Regions from separate parts of the Mus musculus genome. Here region 1 is linked to region 2. The links are chromatin loops, found by intact Hi-C in ENCODE. Cell type or tissue: gastrocnemius. All regions are shown on one strand. Each heading gives the region's core, and the rest is flanking DNA. Links, peaks and the distances in the headings are about the cores only.

Evidence for each region. A loop is a pair of places that touch in the nucleus more often than their neighbours do. Peaks named below come from ENCODE experiments on the same cell type or tissue, not always from the same donor. Only the 100,000 strongest peaks of a DNase experiment are listed, where the experiment ranks them.
Region 1: a loop joins it to region 2, with 2.9 times the contacts of the local background. A loop is called at or near these places in 9 of 42 quality-filtered maps.

Annotation. Positions count from the first base shown.
Region 1 is chr3:84,342,190-84,349,860 of GRCm38, reverse strand. 4930565D16Rik (RIKEN cDNA 4930565D16 gene) reads left to right here. Exons shown (of 4, transcript NR_040752.1): 4 at 1-485. Among named protein-coding and RNA genes, the nearest start is that of 4930565D16Rik, 34 kb to the left of the region's middle. In gastrocnemius, for the core only: a CTCF peak has its summit at 4,725 (motif pointing left); DNase peaks (open chromatin) are centred at 4,070 and 4,707; H3K4me3 peaks cover 1,082 bases; H3K27ac peaks cover 720 bases.
Region 2 is chr3:84,903,554-84,911,224 of GRCm38, reverse strand. Fbxw7 (F-box and WD-40 domain protein 7) reads right to left here. Exons shown (of 14, transcript NM_001177773.1): 4 at 7,146-7,671. The coding sequence starts at 7,655. Among named protein-coding and RNA genes, the nearest start is that of Gm40080, 29 kb to the right of the region's middle. In gastrocnemius, for the core only: a CTCF peak has its summit at 4,486; a DNase peak (open chromatin) is centred at 4,522.

The DNA.
Region 1 (7,671 bases), core at 3,211-5,710, 560 kb after region 2:
CAGGAAGAGAGACTGTGGTTAGCAAGGTGGGTTCAGAGGCGTGGGCTTCTTCATCGCTACGATCCAATAACAACACGAAAGAAAAACACAGCCTGAACTTGAAGCTGAGCAGTTCAGGAGGAAGATCAAGGGTTAGAAGCGAAGGTAGAATCTCTTAAATCCGTGTACCAACTTATTCTCAAGATGTGTTTGAAAGCGCAACCATGCCCTGCATCAAACAATGCTTCAGACTCAGGTGGCAGCTCTCACTCCCCCTCTGGGCTTAGCTGCTCCAGAAACCAGTGCTTCGGAGGAATATTTTGGGAGCCCCCGATTTGTCCCAGCTGTCTCTTATGGGCTCAGGGATGGACATTTCGTGCGGCATTCTCTGATGTATGCCTCTGTGTCTTAACTTTCCCCTTTGCCATATCAATCATATCTGATTAGGGCATAGTCTCGATGATCTCACTTTGATCAGATGTCCAAATAAACTCACTTTCCGCGGTACGGAGGCATAGTGGTCGCCAATCTGGATCAAGGCGGTGTGGTTACAGCACAGCTCTACCCATGATGCTCTAGTTTCCCAGCCTCCCATGCGGTGAGTTTCTGCTCTCAAGGCAGTGCTCTGGTACTAACACATCATCATTTTTCCTTCCAGCCTTTTCATTGGCTGAGTACATCTGACAGACTCTGCCATCTACAGCTCATGGGAAGAGCTTGGAGGTGTCATTACATCAGAGGAAGGCCTGGGTTTCCTCTCTCTCTCAAGATCATGATGCTGTTGAGGGGGTCGGAGTTCTGAGTTCCTCAAGGTGATGGAGCTCATTCCAGGATGGAGAGGTTCCTCCTCTGTCAGGTCTCCTCAGACCAACTCTGAGTAGTCGGTGGCTATGACAACTGTCTCCCACAAGAATGCTTGCATTAGCAGCTTTTCGTTACGGTGACAAGACCCCCAAATCAGCAACTTACAGGAGGAAGATTTATTTGGCTTGTGACTCCAACCTACAGTCCAATCTACAGCACTGTGGTTTTGGCCTGTGGCAAGGCAGAGTATCTTGGTGAACTGCAGATGGTCCATGAGGCTGCTCATACTGTGGACAGGAAGCAGAGGGAGAGACAGGAAGTGGCTCCAGGGCCCTAATATCTCCCCTCAAGTGCATGTTTTTGGTGACCTACCTCTCTTCTAATAGGTCCCATTTCCCAGGAGTTCCACTGTCTTCTGATAGATAGCTCCTTAGGCTGGGACCAAGATTCTCTAACACATGGAACTGGGGGAACGTTCTAGGTCCAAACCACAGTATGGGTGTAAGACTTCATGTGTCCGTGAGTGTGACTCTCCTTTGAATGTTTCCTGCCTAGTTTAGTTAAAATAGTTGCCCTGCTAACTGGAGTCTAGGTGACTTCCACCTTCTGAAACACTGATGTGCCTGTCCTCCGGCTTTGCAACTAGGGTATGTGGGTGACCCTGCTTGCTTTAATTACGGGGAGCTTCCCTCTCTTCTCCCCTTCCTAGTCTCAGACAAAGGGAACCAAGTCAGCCCGCGCCTCGCTTCTCCCTGCTCCACTGCACCCTGCTTCACATCCTTAGCTTCCTGCCCTCCCCCAGCCACGAGTGAACAAGTTTTGAACTGGTTCCTGGTTCATCTCCTTCCTGTTAATTAACGTGAAGTATCCGTTGCTGAGAAGCGCCCGGCTATTTAGTTCAGAACGGACAAGTCTAAACTTACGCCTGCTAACTACAGGAGGAGAAAGAAGAAAAGAGACTCAGCTCATGGGCACAGGGGGCCCCAACACTGGGGAGAAATGGGGTGTGGGTTTATAGGGTACAGAGATCAGGTCTGAGTGGCCCTTCTTGTAGGGCAGTCTTGCCAGTGTGTAACTAGAGGCTCTCTGTGGGTGGAAAGGCTGAAGCAAGCATCACCTGCCCACAGTCACTTTTCTGAGCTTCCCATTCCCTTCATGAATCACTCACAGACGTTCTAGTCCTTGGCTCATCACAGACATTCTAGTCCTTGGCTCAGGTAGGTTTTACAGAACAGCCACTCGATGGTGTTTCCTCCTAGCAAGCAGGACTCCTAGAGTCGGGATATGCACTTCACACCTTGTGAGGACACAGGGACAGTGTGGGGCTAGAAAGGAGTGGGCAGGGGGGCAGGCCATGCAGCTGGAGTGAGGGACAAAGGGACTCCCAGAGAAGGACTTCACTTGCTTGGAAATTCTGCCCCAAGGACAGCCTTGCTCTGTGGCCGCTGATCAAGAAATGTCAACTTGAGGTCGCTTTAGTCACTGCCATCTGCCAAAGAGGACAAAGGGCAGTCTGTGGTCAGGGAGCCCAAGGCGAGAGGCTGGATGTGGAGAAGGCTAAGTCTGTGATGCACTACTCTCATAAAAATGGCCTTCAGTGAGTGGAGAGGGTTTTCCAAGAGGAGAGGAACCTGATAGACAGGAGGTGAACATCTGCTCTGATTTACCGCAACACACTGACGGGAGGAAAAATGTCTACAGACTAGGATTTCTTGGGTACATTTGCCTTCTAAGAACCCTCACAACCAGAGGGGGACACTGGGCCATCCAAAGATTCTTTGTTTCATGCTGAGAGTTTCCTCAGATGGAAGCTGCCTCTGGGCTTCCTGTTTCAGATGCTGATATAAAATTTGGGGTAGGGGTGGATCCATGGTAGAGCCTGTACTTAGCATACCCAAGGCCCTGGATTCAAATAGCAGCACCCCCAAAACGAAATAAACAAGTACTTTAAATCAGCCAATAAACTTTAAAGTTTAAGTACTTTAAATCACTCCAGAAAGCTGGCTATTCTGAGACGTGTCTAGTTTTGGTTCCCTGGTCACACAGCCTGGTTCCCTGCAGCCTACAAATCACAAAGCCAGTTTCCTTTGTGCAAGGCATTTATTTGCCCGTGAGGGGAAGATTTATAGGAGACGACCACCAGATGGTGTCTTGGTTCTCCTCAAGCAATGTCTTCGAGCTTTGTTCTCGTGCAGCTGACATTGTGGCATTGGGAAGAGCAGTCAGTTCCAGGGGAGATGGTCGGATCCAAGGAGCCACACGTATCTTTTTACTTGATCAGTCTGACAAGACTCCAGGCTCATAAACACAGGCAAGCCATGGTCATTGACCAGGAGGTAGTGGAAAAGCAGATTTCTTCCCACAGTGGGACGTATCCATTAAAGTCCTATCAGCTCCCGACATGCAGCCCTGACTCAGGGCTAATTGCCCCCCACTGGCATGTTGATGCTGGATTCAGAGCCTTCCAGCTCCTCAGAGTCTGGGCAAACTTGCTGAAGAGGGACTGAGAACTCCTCAATCTTACACCAACCTCAGTGGCTTTCAAAGAGATATTTTTATTTTCTTTCTTCTTTTCTTTTTCTCTTAAGACAGGATTTTGCTGTGTAGCCTGTGCTCCATTTGAACCCCCAGCAGTCCTCCTGGCTCAGCCTCCCAAGTACAGCAATTGTAGGCATGTGCCACACAGCACCCAGATTAATCGTTTTACTTTTTAAAAATTACTTTTCAATAGCTGATAGGCCTTGTTTCTCTTCCAGTGTAAAAACTTAGAAAACTGTTACAAAGAGCGTGATGACTGGGAAGATGTACTTCTTGCTGGCAAACAATTTTACTGCTTTGCTTAAATAGAAGTTAGCCCAGACTGTGGGCCCATTTCTTACTCTGCTTGTGGGTGAAGCAGAGTGGGGGAGCTGTGGCTACTGAAGGAACGTTGGGGAGCCAGCATCTCCTTCCAGATACTTCCAGATGAATACAGGTTTATACTGCAGTAGGGGCAGAGGTAACAGTAACCTTGCAGTTTGAGATTCTGTACTCTCATGAAACAGATCCGCCTGCCTCCTTCAGCTTTACCCACTCTCCTTGGAAGACGACAATGTGCGGATGTTACTACCAGTTTTATGACCCGACCTGTGTGCACAAGAGCGCACATGCTGAACGTTAAGGTGGAAGAAGCCTTGTTCTCACCATTTTCCCTTCCCTTCGCAGGTCTCTATTGAAGTCCCATTTCCATCTTTCAGGGTTTGTCTCAGGACATGGCGATGTGCCAGGCATAGTTAGTGTGACCAGCATGTCTCTTACTCTAACCATATACTGAGGACAAGTCTGTGGCTTCTCGGGGGCCCAGCATTTCCTGGCATGTGTGTTGTGAAGCTGTCTATAGTCTCTGGTTCTCCTTGAAATGTCCAGCTAGAGACTCAAAGCCTCTGTAGGAAGCCAGCGAACACAACCACAAATCTATCGGCGGGGGGTGGGGTGGGGGTGGGGGTGTTGGGAGGAAGCCACGCCCAGTTTATTTCCAAACATGGGCATGGGGCTGGCTGTCTGAGGCTTCCCCGGAGTCTTATAAAGTGGGTTTGAGTTGGTGACAATAACTGTCTCTTTCATTGGTTAAGAAAACTCGTGCTGGTGTGGCAAGCAGCTACTTAATTCTTTTGAGTGCATGTCCTATCTCCTCAGAAGGGGAGAGATGGCAGGAGTCACTGAGAGGACCCCCAGGGTCTCCTGTCAATTGAACAGCAGCTACGGCAGTGTCGTGCCCTTACGAGTCAATCTCACTCGCTAAGCTCTCGGCTCTACCACGTGGAAGTTGTGTGGGTTTGCACCATTTACCACTGGGAACACATTTCCATTCCATTCCCACGCCGGTCAGGCAAAGCTCAGAGGAAATCACGCTTCCCCCTGGAGCGGCTGCAAGCTGATTGTATTGCTGGCTGTGCGCCATCTACTGGTAAGCCGGGGTAAACCCGGCTCTTCAGGAGAACTTGTGCAGCGTCAGGGACAACTGGGACTTTTTCAAAAGATTTCATCTTGCCCTCTGATTTTCACTGAAGGAAATTCAGGGTTAAAGGGGATGACAGGTTTGACTGAGTTCTCACAGTAGTCGTGTCTGGTGGTTAAGGGCAAGCATCCTGGCGTCTTCAAGTCTAAATCTCCGCCTTGGCAGTCAAGAATGAGTGTAACCTTGGGCAAATTTCGAAACTTCTCAGTAATCAGTTTGTTATCTATCCGACGAAGAGCATTGTGCTTGCTACCTCAGGGTTTTAAGGAAGATTAAATTAGGCAGCGCATGTGGAAGTGCTTAGCACTGTGTTTGACCCCCGTGTGAGGCAAACAGTTAGAACATTCTTTATCCTGCAGCTGTTGATTTGTAGTGACGATTTTTCTGAGAGATGGCATGGTCCAAACTAGTTGTTTAGGCATCAGAATAAAAGAATAAAGCACCCCAGATGGCATGAAGAAGGTTACATCAGGGAGACAGTGTTTGGGGGGCCATCGTTGGTTAAGTTCATTGCCAGGGACTAAATCGGTTGAGTGGGTGTGGATAAAGAGGCTGGTAGTGGGGCCGTAAGAAAGTGTCACCTGGCATCATCTACATGTGTCCCAAGAGACCCAGTGTCACCCCCACAGTCTAGACTCCTCTCCGGCTTCCTCTGTTTTTGGAATGGTGGCATTTATAAAGACAACTCTCTCAGAGCTACAAAGACCACACTCCCTAAGGAAACTTGCCTAGTTCCAGTCCTTTGTGCTCTGGCTAGAAGTTCTGTTGACCTGGAATCTGGAAGCAAACACAAACTTCTCCACCCCTGCAGTTCACTAGTAGACATTCTGTGTGGCGGCCCAAGCCAATAAGTGCCTAAGTCAAGCCATAGATGCCCTGGTCTTATGGCACAGAGCCGGGCAGGGATGGATCGGAGGTAGAAAGGGGGACAAGCCAGCTGGCCAATCTGACCTCTCTGTGGGTATGCAGAGGGAGTTGGGAAGTCGGTGGACTTAAATATCATCTGCACTCAGTCTGAAGATGCTCATTATAACCTCAGGTGGTACTTTTATATTATAGGTACTGCTTTCTTTTCTGTTTGTTTTCGGTTTTTGTGATGGGGTCTGATGTAACCCAATGTGGTCTTAATTGTTAGGTAGCTGAGGTTAGCCTTAAACTCCTGATCTCTTGGCCTCTACCTCTAGAGTGCCGGGGCCCTCCCAGGTAGGGTCATAGGCATGCACTACCATACGCAATTTGGCACTATTTTAAAACCGTGGTTCCCCCAGGCACACACTTCGTTTTTTCTTATTGTTTTCCTGTTCGTAGAGTGTATATCACACAGTATCCAATACAACTAGAGCTTTAGACACTTAGGCAGAAATGGGTCAAGAGAGAGATGAACAAGCATACCTTTGAGATCATGCCTCTCTCCCCAACAGTGCTGCATCCTTCAGCAGAAGTGGTTCTGTGCTGGAATATGGAGCACACCAAGGAAGGGGAGAAGGCAGTGAAGGTGAAACACAGGTTCTCAGAGAGGACAAGAGCCAGCTCCACGGCCTGCACGGCAGCACAGGCAATTTTCTCCACTCCTTTCTCCCAGGCCCTGGATCTCCTCATTCAATCCCTTAGTATTTGTTGGGGACACCGTTTGTACCAGGCACCATGCCGAGCGCCGGCAGATAGCACATAGGCTTCCCTAAGAGATCCCATAGTCTACACCATCCTGGTACTTTCTGCACCAAGCAGTTCACACCCCCACAGTGACACCGGCTTTCTGGCAGAGGCCTGTCTGGGGCACAGAGAGAGTCCGAAACAGGGTCCGGGAAAGTTAGGGACACTTCTATAGTAACGGACTCAGAAACACAGTGGGAAGACACGGAAGTATGGGATGGAGTAGAGGAGGGATGTGAGACCCAGTCAACCAAGGGGCATCTTGGGAAAAGCTTGGAGGCATAGGAGGATGGGGGGGGGGTGCTGATCACTGGGGATAGGGAGTATATGCGTAGGAGACTGGAAGAAGCAGCAGTGTTACACCAAGTAGGCCCCGTGGGCTCATGTCAGCTCTTCAGCGTAATCCTGAAGAGTACAGGCCAGTGTCAAGCCTTTCCATGAAGAAGTAACTTTAAAAAACACCATTTTTTTTAAAGATAATTATGTTTTATGTGGATGAGAGTTTTGCCTGCAAGTATACGTGCCAGGTGCGTGCCTGGTGCTTGCGGAGTTGCAAAGATGGTGTCAGATTCCCTGGACGGAAATCATGGGTGCTTGTGAGCCACCACATGGGTGCTGAAAAATCAAACCGGGATCCTCTACAAAAGCAACAAGTGCTCTTAGCCACTGGGCCTTCTCTCCACCTCCAGCAAACAGCAGTTTTGAGAGCAACCTGGCTTAGACTAGTTATTGTCCTGGCTTTGACTGGCCGGTGGCTGAGAAAGGAAGCAGAGACTTCTTGCAGCGAACTGCAAAGATCGATGGCAAAGGCCTAACCTGGTGCCAATAAGGACGAGGGATGCCACAGTCTCTAAAGACAGGCCCAGGGAAGGTGGCATGCAGGAAGGTCACATCTGGCTCAAGTCACTTGATTTTTCTATTTGCACTATGCTAATTCAGTATAATCCACTGAACGCCACTGAGTACATACTGGGACAAACTGTGACGGCAGCACCCTGGGACGGTGTGCTCCCAGAGTCTAAGACGGAGTCTGCAAGATGTAGTAGGATATTCCATACACCCAGGTGCCTTTTCTATTTATTTCTTATACTGGGGGTTGAGTTTAGGGCCTCATGCATGCTAGGATAATGCTCTAGAAAACAAACAAAAAAAGAATTTCATTTGAGACAAGCTCTTTCTGAGTTGACCAGACTGGCCTTGAACTTACAATCCTCCTGCCTCAGGCTCCACAGATGTTA
Region 2 (7,671 bases), core at 2,999-5,498:
ACACGAGGCTGGCAACGACGAGACTCAGCAAGGACATCCACATAAGGAATCTATTGGTACCCCAGAAATGTGTTCAATAAATGACTTATCCTTATTTGCTTGTTTAACTGAGACAGGGTTTTTCCTATGTTCCCCAGCCTGGTATTGAACTTAGGAGCTCAGATGATCCTTGGGAAGAAAATACAAAGTAGCTGGGACAAAAGCAACGTGCCACACACATGGCTACATATCAATCATTACTATGGCTATCACCATTACGTAGTCCATCTTCCACTGCACTGCTGAGGACCAGAATAAGGACAAAAGATGGTGTGGTCAACTGCCCCTCAGCATTAGCATGCTGAAAAAAGGGCATGCCATTTCAAGAGCAACTTATCCAGAAGAAAAAAAAAAAAAAAAACAAGGAAAACAACAACGAAAACAAACAAACCAAAAACAGGACGTTGATTCAGAGAATACACCAAATACATTCCTTATAACAGCAGTCTTCTACTGAAGACTACAGAGATGTCAGTACTCTACATGGAAACACAATGACCAGAAAGAGGTCAGTTGGTGCTATTTTGTTTTTTACTATTTTATTGGGTTCTTTTATCTCTACCTCTCTTCCAACCCTTATTCCACCCTAACCCCTTCCAACCCTGAACACTATATAGGAGAAAAGGTTAGAGGGGAGAGGGGTGAAGACCTCTTTCAGCCAACAAAATAGACTACTTCCTGGTGACTAGGGATGCTGGATTTGGGGGGCAAGTCCAATTTTCATCAGCAAGATTTCTCCAACTTCTTCTCTTCAAACTACAACAATATCAACCAGGAGCAGGAGAAGGAGCAGCAGCCTTCTTGGGGATCTGGCATTTATACCTTCTCTAGAGTCCCCAGAATTAAACTATCTGTAGCTGGTAAAAAAAAAAAAAAAAAAAACACGCCCCTGGTAGTGCACAAGGCAAATCATAATCACCTGCTGTGAAGCAGCCTCTGATCCCACACCTGGGATTAAAACAAAAAACATAGTCACACAACAAAATTGAATTTTTTTTTAATAAACCAAAATTCTCACTACAGAGGTTAACATAAAGAACTGTTAAACATAAAGCTGAGTGATGACCTTACATTTGGAGCTGATGAGCCCAGTCTCCTTGTCAGTTTCCATTACAGAATAACTTATAGTAACAGGTCTATATAAATGGAGAGTCGGGAGCAGGGAAGGAAAAGGAGAGTACTATTGCCTTCCTGCTAAAGCATTGGGCACCTCAAAATTATTTTAAAAACAGGATTCTCAAACTGTGTCCCCTCCACCCTCCCTCAATGAAAGTTATTTATGTTTCATGGTATAATACTTGGAACGAGAATGAGCCCCACTAGTTCATATATTTGTATGTTTGGTCCTGTTTTATAAAACTGTTTGAGAAAGATTAGGAGGTGTGCCCTTGTTAGAGAAATTAATCGTGGGATGTGGGGGTGGGGTGAGGGTTCAATGCACACACCACCAGACCTAGTCTTTTGTGCTTGAGGGTCAGATGTGAGCTCTCAGCTACTTGCTCAGTGCTATGCCTGTCTGTCTGCCTGCCACCACACTCTCTACCATGATGTAAGCAAGTCCCCAACTGAATGCTTTCATTCATAAGTTGCCTTGGTTATGGCATCTCTTTACAACAATAGAAATGTGACAGACACATGGAGAGCCAGAAGCTTTCAGGGCCACACTAAAGAATTTGTTCAGGAAACTACATACTAAAAAACTTTTCAGCTTAAGAAATGGCTCAGGAGTTAAAGCACCTTCTGGTCTGCCAAAGATCCTGAGTACTATTCCCAGAATCCCCACCAGGCACCAAGGGCTGTCTTAACTCCAGCTTCAGAGGATCTAGTACCTGTTCTAAGTTCTAAAGTACCCACATGCATGAAGTACGCACAAACATAAATGAAATAGAGCCCCATGCTAGCCAAACTCAGAAAGCAATGGAGTCAGCTGACCTAGCTAGAATTTGCCAGAGCTCCAAGTGTGTCTGAGATGTGGAATCTGATCAAGGCCAGACAGCAAAGCACCCACCCTTCCCACTACACAAGTGAGTGACACTTTCTAGTCTCACTTCTCTCCCTCCTTTAAGGGCATGTGCCAGTTCTTGGGAAGAAAACCTTTTTCTCTAACCCTCTATTATGCATTAGAAAAGTTACACAAAAGCCTAGGTAAAATAAGTGGTTCCTAGCAGTTACATCTATATTTTCTGATACTAACAAATGCCTGCTATGATACTTAAGAATACTGAAGTTATATATCAAAACTAAAATGAAATTCATCCTGAAGACTGCATGCTTATTCTACATACCATCTTCCTTACCACCAACAAAATAACATTAAAAAGACTGCCCTTGTAATTATACATATAAAGCGATCTGCCTCAAAAACATCTTGGAATAACTCTGCTTGGTACTAATACATATTTTAGAAGTTTATCATTTGTACTCAATGATATCATTTGTACTCAAGTTTTAAAATTCCCCATTCTGTTTTTGTTTTTGAGACACGGTCTCATCAAGTAGCTATGGCTGGCCTAGAGAAATGCCTGCCTCTGCTTCTCAAGTGCTAAGGTAACATGTTCTATAGGGAAAATATCTTTAGTTTACAGAGAAAGCTCTTAATTAAGATATTCTTTTCACTACTTTCAGTGAATGGAATATAGATTAAAAATAATCTGATTCACATATATATATTGAGCAAATATAGTTTCAAACAATGTTAAATATTTTAAAAACTGTATTAAGAGAAATTAATTAGAAATTTACCACAATTTGACATTGACTTTATCAATCAAATGCAAGGATTACAGAGCATGTAAGCAGAAACTTTACAGTTAAAGTTTGGAAAAAGTACAGATGCACTGACAAATTCTACTCCAAGTAATAGCTTATAGCCTGATGACTGACAAGATCTGGCAACACTTTGATTAGAGCTTATATTCTTTTTACTGAAGCCCAGTTTATTAAGTTCAACTACTTGCATGCATTTTGTTAAAGTATTAACCTATTTTCTGCTTATTTCTCCATATCTTTTGTATGTTAGCAGTGACATAATGACTGAACACTGAAAATCACAAAAAGATATACGTGTTATAGAGAATGAATTGTATTTTAAGGGAGAGATACAAAGCCAGGTCACCGGCCTATGGGAACACACTAGCCTCGTTTCTCAGGCATCATGCTACCTACTTCATATATTTGATTTTACTTAATCCTTGAAAAACTTCTAAAAAAAGGTAATCATTGTACAGATAAAGAAAAGTTCAATAAGGCTATCTATCACACATGGTCGTATAGTCAGTGAAAGAGTCAAGAGTCCACGTTCAGGCACCACAAGCTACAGTTCCCCGTGTTTAGGGAACCTACCTCATCCTTCACAGCCTGCCTTTTCCCTGCCATCATCTCCCCCAGATTCTGAATCAAATTAAGCAGACCTCACCATGTTTCCATTTCTTCTCATTTACAAGGAAAGGACACAGCCACTCACAGGGCTGTGCATAATAGCAAATGTTATATAAGACAACTGCTCTCTGGACATACCTAGACCTAATACAACTTGGGAGTTTAGAGTTATGGACAGAACTAAGCCATGGACTTTCTGAGGAGAACATCATTCTCTAGAGTATAACCTAGCTTCCCTTTAAGTTTCAGCTGTTGGTCACATTATTATATAGAGTTTTCTGGTAGTTCCAGCTCCAGTAGAGCCCCCACAAACCTGTTTACTTTAAGTTTATGGTCTAAAGCCCTTCTCTCTGGTCGCCATGACTATAGGCACTTGCAACTAGACCCTGCTCATCCTCTACTGTTTAGAGCTCAAAGACACAATGTATTCTCTATCTACTTTGCATATGTATTCATGTGTATGCCTGTGTATATGGAGTTCTTCCTAGAAGCAAATGGATAAAAACCATCACTAGGAAGAATCTAATAATTAGAGATAAAGAATGGAGTTACTACAGAAATGACTTCTCAAACATGCTTGTTTTCACGAAAAAAATCAAGAGGATAAAGACCTGACCTCTGTAGCTCCATTTGCTTTTCCTGTTAGCTGAAAGTGAGCTGATAAAGATAAAGCAGAAGCAAACGTTAATAATCTGTATTTTAAATTATCACATGCCAAAGATTCAATATGATCTGAGAATCTCTTGAGAGAATAATTTAGGGAAAAAAAAAGATATAGTAAGCTGGCACAGTTAAACCTGCAAAGACAAACACTCATAACTGGCAAAGCAAACTGACTCTAGAACTTGGTGAAGACTTGTCACACAGAGAAAAACAGCTAGCATAGAATAGACTCCAGAGCCTCCAATTCCTTTTTTCCTGATCCTTCCTTCCTCTTACAACTTAGGTCTTGTGGCCTCATATCTTCAATAAAGTCAGGTTAACACCACAAGAAAAGCAGCTAGCTGAGTTCTCAGGGGGTTCATTATCAAACTTGGAAACTCTGCTGTACTGTGTGTTACATCCTACCATAGGGGGCAGCATAGCACACGGAAAGAGAAAGGGTTCTTAGAAAGTCTTGTTACTCAGAACATGCACAGGTCTGTGCCAGATGGGGTCCCAGCACTGAGAGGAAAAGTAGACAGAGCCCCATTGCAAACCTAGAAGCTATTTGCAATTGATAATTACTTTGTTCCAACAGAGTCTCACTGAGGAAACAAACCACTCTTAAGGGTTGGTCCAGTGCCCAGCAGTAGATGATCAACACAAACAAACTACATGGCATCCATGGAGGTTCTCTGTCTCACAATGTTTTGTCAAAGCTTCATCTTTTTAACCCTACAGACCCTATGCATATATACTATGGCTTCCAGGTCTTTGTTTTTATGGACTCCTATGTGTATAAGCGTTTATGTCTCTACATCTGTATGTGTTACTCATGCTTTGGCTCTTTTGCTTCTGTTTGTTTGCCAGTTATGTCTATTCTTATTCATTTGGATTTGTTTTATCATGGTCTATTATTTTTCTTTACATGACAGAAAGGGTGGGGTGTACAGACAGGAAGGAGGTGAGAAGGATCTTGGAGAAGTTGGGGGGGGAAGCATAATCAGAATATATTGTATTTAAAAAAAAACTATTCTCAAGAAAAGAAAAATAGAAAAAAATCTAAACATGAGAAAGAAAGTGTGGTGTGGAGTGAACCATTGGGCTCCCTATAACCTGTTTACTTATCTATTCAGGAACGTGTAAACAGTTTGTATTTAATAAGCAGCAATTATTGACTACAATTAGCCTTGACACTTAATATTAGAATTCCCGATCTGTTTATCTAGTATCTAATATACTCTATACTGCTTATGGCATATTCCCTTAAGAACAAAACTTAATGGCCCCAAGAGGAAACATGGCTTTCTTATAAAGAGCAGAGACTGTTCCCTATAACTAAGAGTTAGTCCAAATGGGTCTGTCAGTCACCTGGACAGAAAGCACCTCAAAAAACCTGTCAAGAGTTCAGAAATTTTAAGAACTAGTACAAGTCTGCCTTGAACCACTGGCCACTGTTATACTCAGCACTTAAGGGTGCCCACTTCACAGTTAGGTCAAAACTGCTGTCCGTCTTCTCTACACTCACAAAAAAGGAAAGCTCAATGACCAAGGGCAGGAAACTGCCCTTAGTCTGGACAGTCTCCATTGTGCTCTGTAGAGTAAACCAATGCAACAGAGAACACACGCCTTTTCTCATTAATGCAGAAATGCTGCAGAATGACACACTAAGTGGAGCTGCGGTCAGGATTGCTGGAGACTTCTACAGGGACATTTTTAAAGCAAACTGAGAACGTGGAAGACGTTTTCTTCCTTTCAAAGATAAAAGTCTTCTGAACAGTCCATCCCAGACTCACACCCACTATACAGCCCAGGCCAGCCTGAAATCTACAACAATCTTCCTGCCTTAAGTGATGAGGCTGCCACACCTGCCTCTCCAGTAGGATTCCCATCTCAGCCCTACTCTTCTCTAAGGCCCCACGTTGCGGACTGAAATGAAACTGCAGCCTAGGATACTGTACAATTCTGTTGTTTTATAATGATCAAAGATGTAAAGGCCTCCAAAATAAAATACTGAATTAGTATAAATTTCTTCTTATTAATAGATTTCGATATGTGAAGTCTTAATACAGCTACAGGTAACTTTTAAAACGTCTTTTAAGCAATTGAGAGAATGTCTTGCCTTGAATTCATAATCTTCCTGCCCTGCCCTCCAGAGTGCTAGAGGATTTTCTAAACTGCTATGACGGAAATAAAAAGAACGGCAAAACACTAAGAATCAGCCCAGACCAAAACCCTCCATTTTGAGAAAGTTAAATGGGAGAGAGCCATGACCTGATGCCACTTCCTTCCTAAGCCATGCCAGCAAGTAAATAAAACAACGTGACCAGGCTCTGGAGATTAGAGGTACAAACGTTCTCTGAGACAGTTTGTTTTACAACCTAAAAACAAAACTGATTCAGCAAATTGAATTTTAAGCCAACTGTATTAGATACTATAGTTAAAGTCAAACCATATTGAAAGAGATACTGTTAAATTTACAGGTATTTACAGACTAAATCCAATGATTCATTGTTAAATTTAAAAATCAGCAAATGAGTAAAGGGATGTCTGATGTGGACTGTTTGTTTTTATGTGTGTAGAACAAGTGACCTGTCACTCCATGCAATCCCTAGAACAGGTTAACTGAAAGCTAGTCTACTTAGACATCCATGAGCCACGGTTAACTTCTGAACAACAACGCAGAACTATTTGCTGTGACTTCCACTAACTTACCCATTAGAGTTAACGCTGGTGAAACGACAGACAGTGACTACATTAGCTACTCTGCAAATAAGATTCTTCATTACTTAATTTACACACATCATATTTCACACCAACCCTGCACACTCACCCAAACCACTCTGGCAGCAAAGGTGAAGCTGGTGATTTTTTTTTTTTTGGTGGTAAACAACATCAATCCGCACCCCCTAGTTTTGCAATTAAGTTGACTTCTTATTAGTATCTGTATTTCTAACACTAAAGCCTTTAACAAACTAAAACTGACTTACTAAAGTTGTTCTGCATGTGAAGATTGCAAGGATGACTTCACTATAACTGAACTAGCGAGGTAGCATACCAGCTGGAAGGGGACTAAAGGTACTCACTTTTGTTGTCTTTGTATAGAATGGAGAGGAGAGCTGGTGAGCGGGCAGGTCCGAGACACTACTGCAGTTTGTGACATTGCTATTGTGCGTATGTTCATCTTCTCTGCTACTGTCATCAGACGGATCAAAATCATCACTCTCCTGGTCCATCTCCTCCTCCTCTTCCTCTTCCTCCTCTTCCTCCTCCTGTTCCCCAGCATGCTCTTCATCTTCCTCTTGCTCTTCCTGATTTCCCGAAGAGTCCTCATCTACTGAAATAAAGCGGTTATTATTTTCCTCCACTTGTCCTTGCTGGGTATCGTTCTGGTCTCCAGGCCTAGGGTTTGCACCCACAAGTTCACCATTCCGCGCAGTGTGCTCCTCCTCTTGATGTCTCGCTTGCTGCTGTGGATCCTCCTCAACCACGCGATTCATCTGTCCCTCATCAACCTGGCTTGAGGAAGCATTCCCTCTCAGAGAGCCTCCAGTTCGTCGTCTTTTGCTGCCCACAGAGAGCAGTTCCTGATTCATTTCCAAAAGCCAGCTT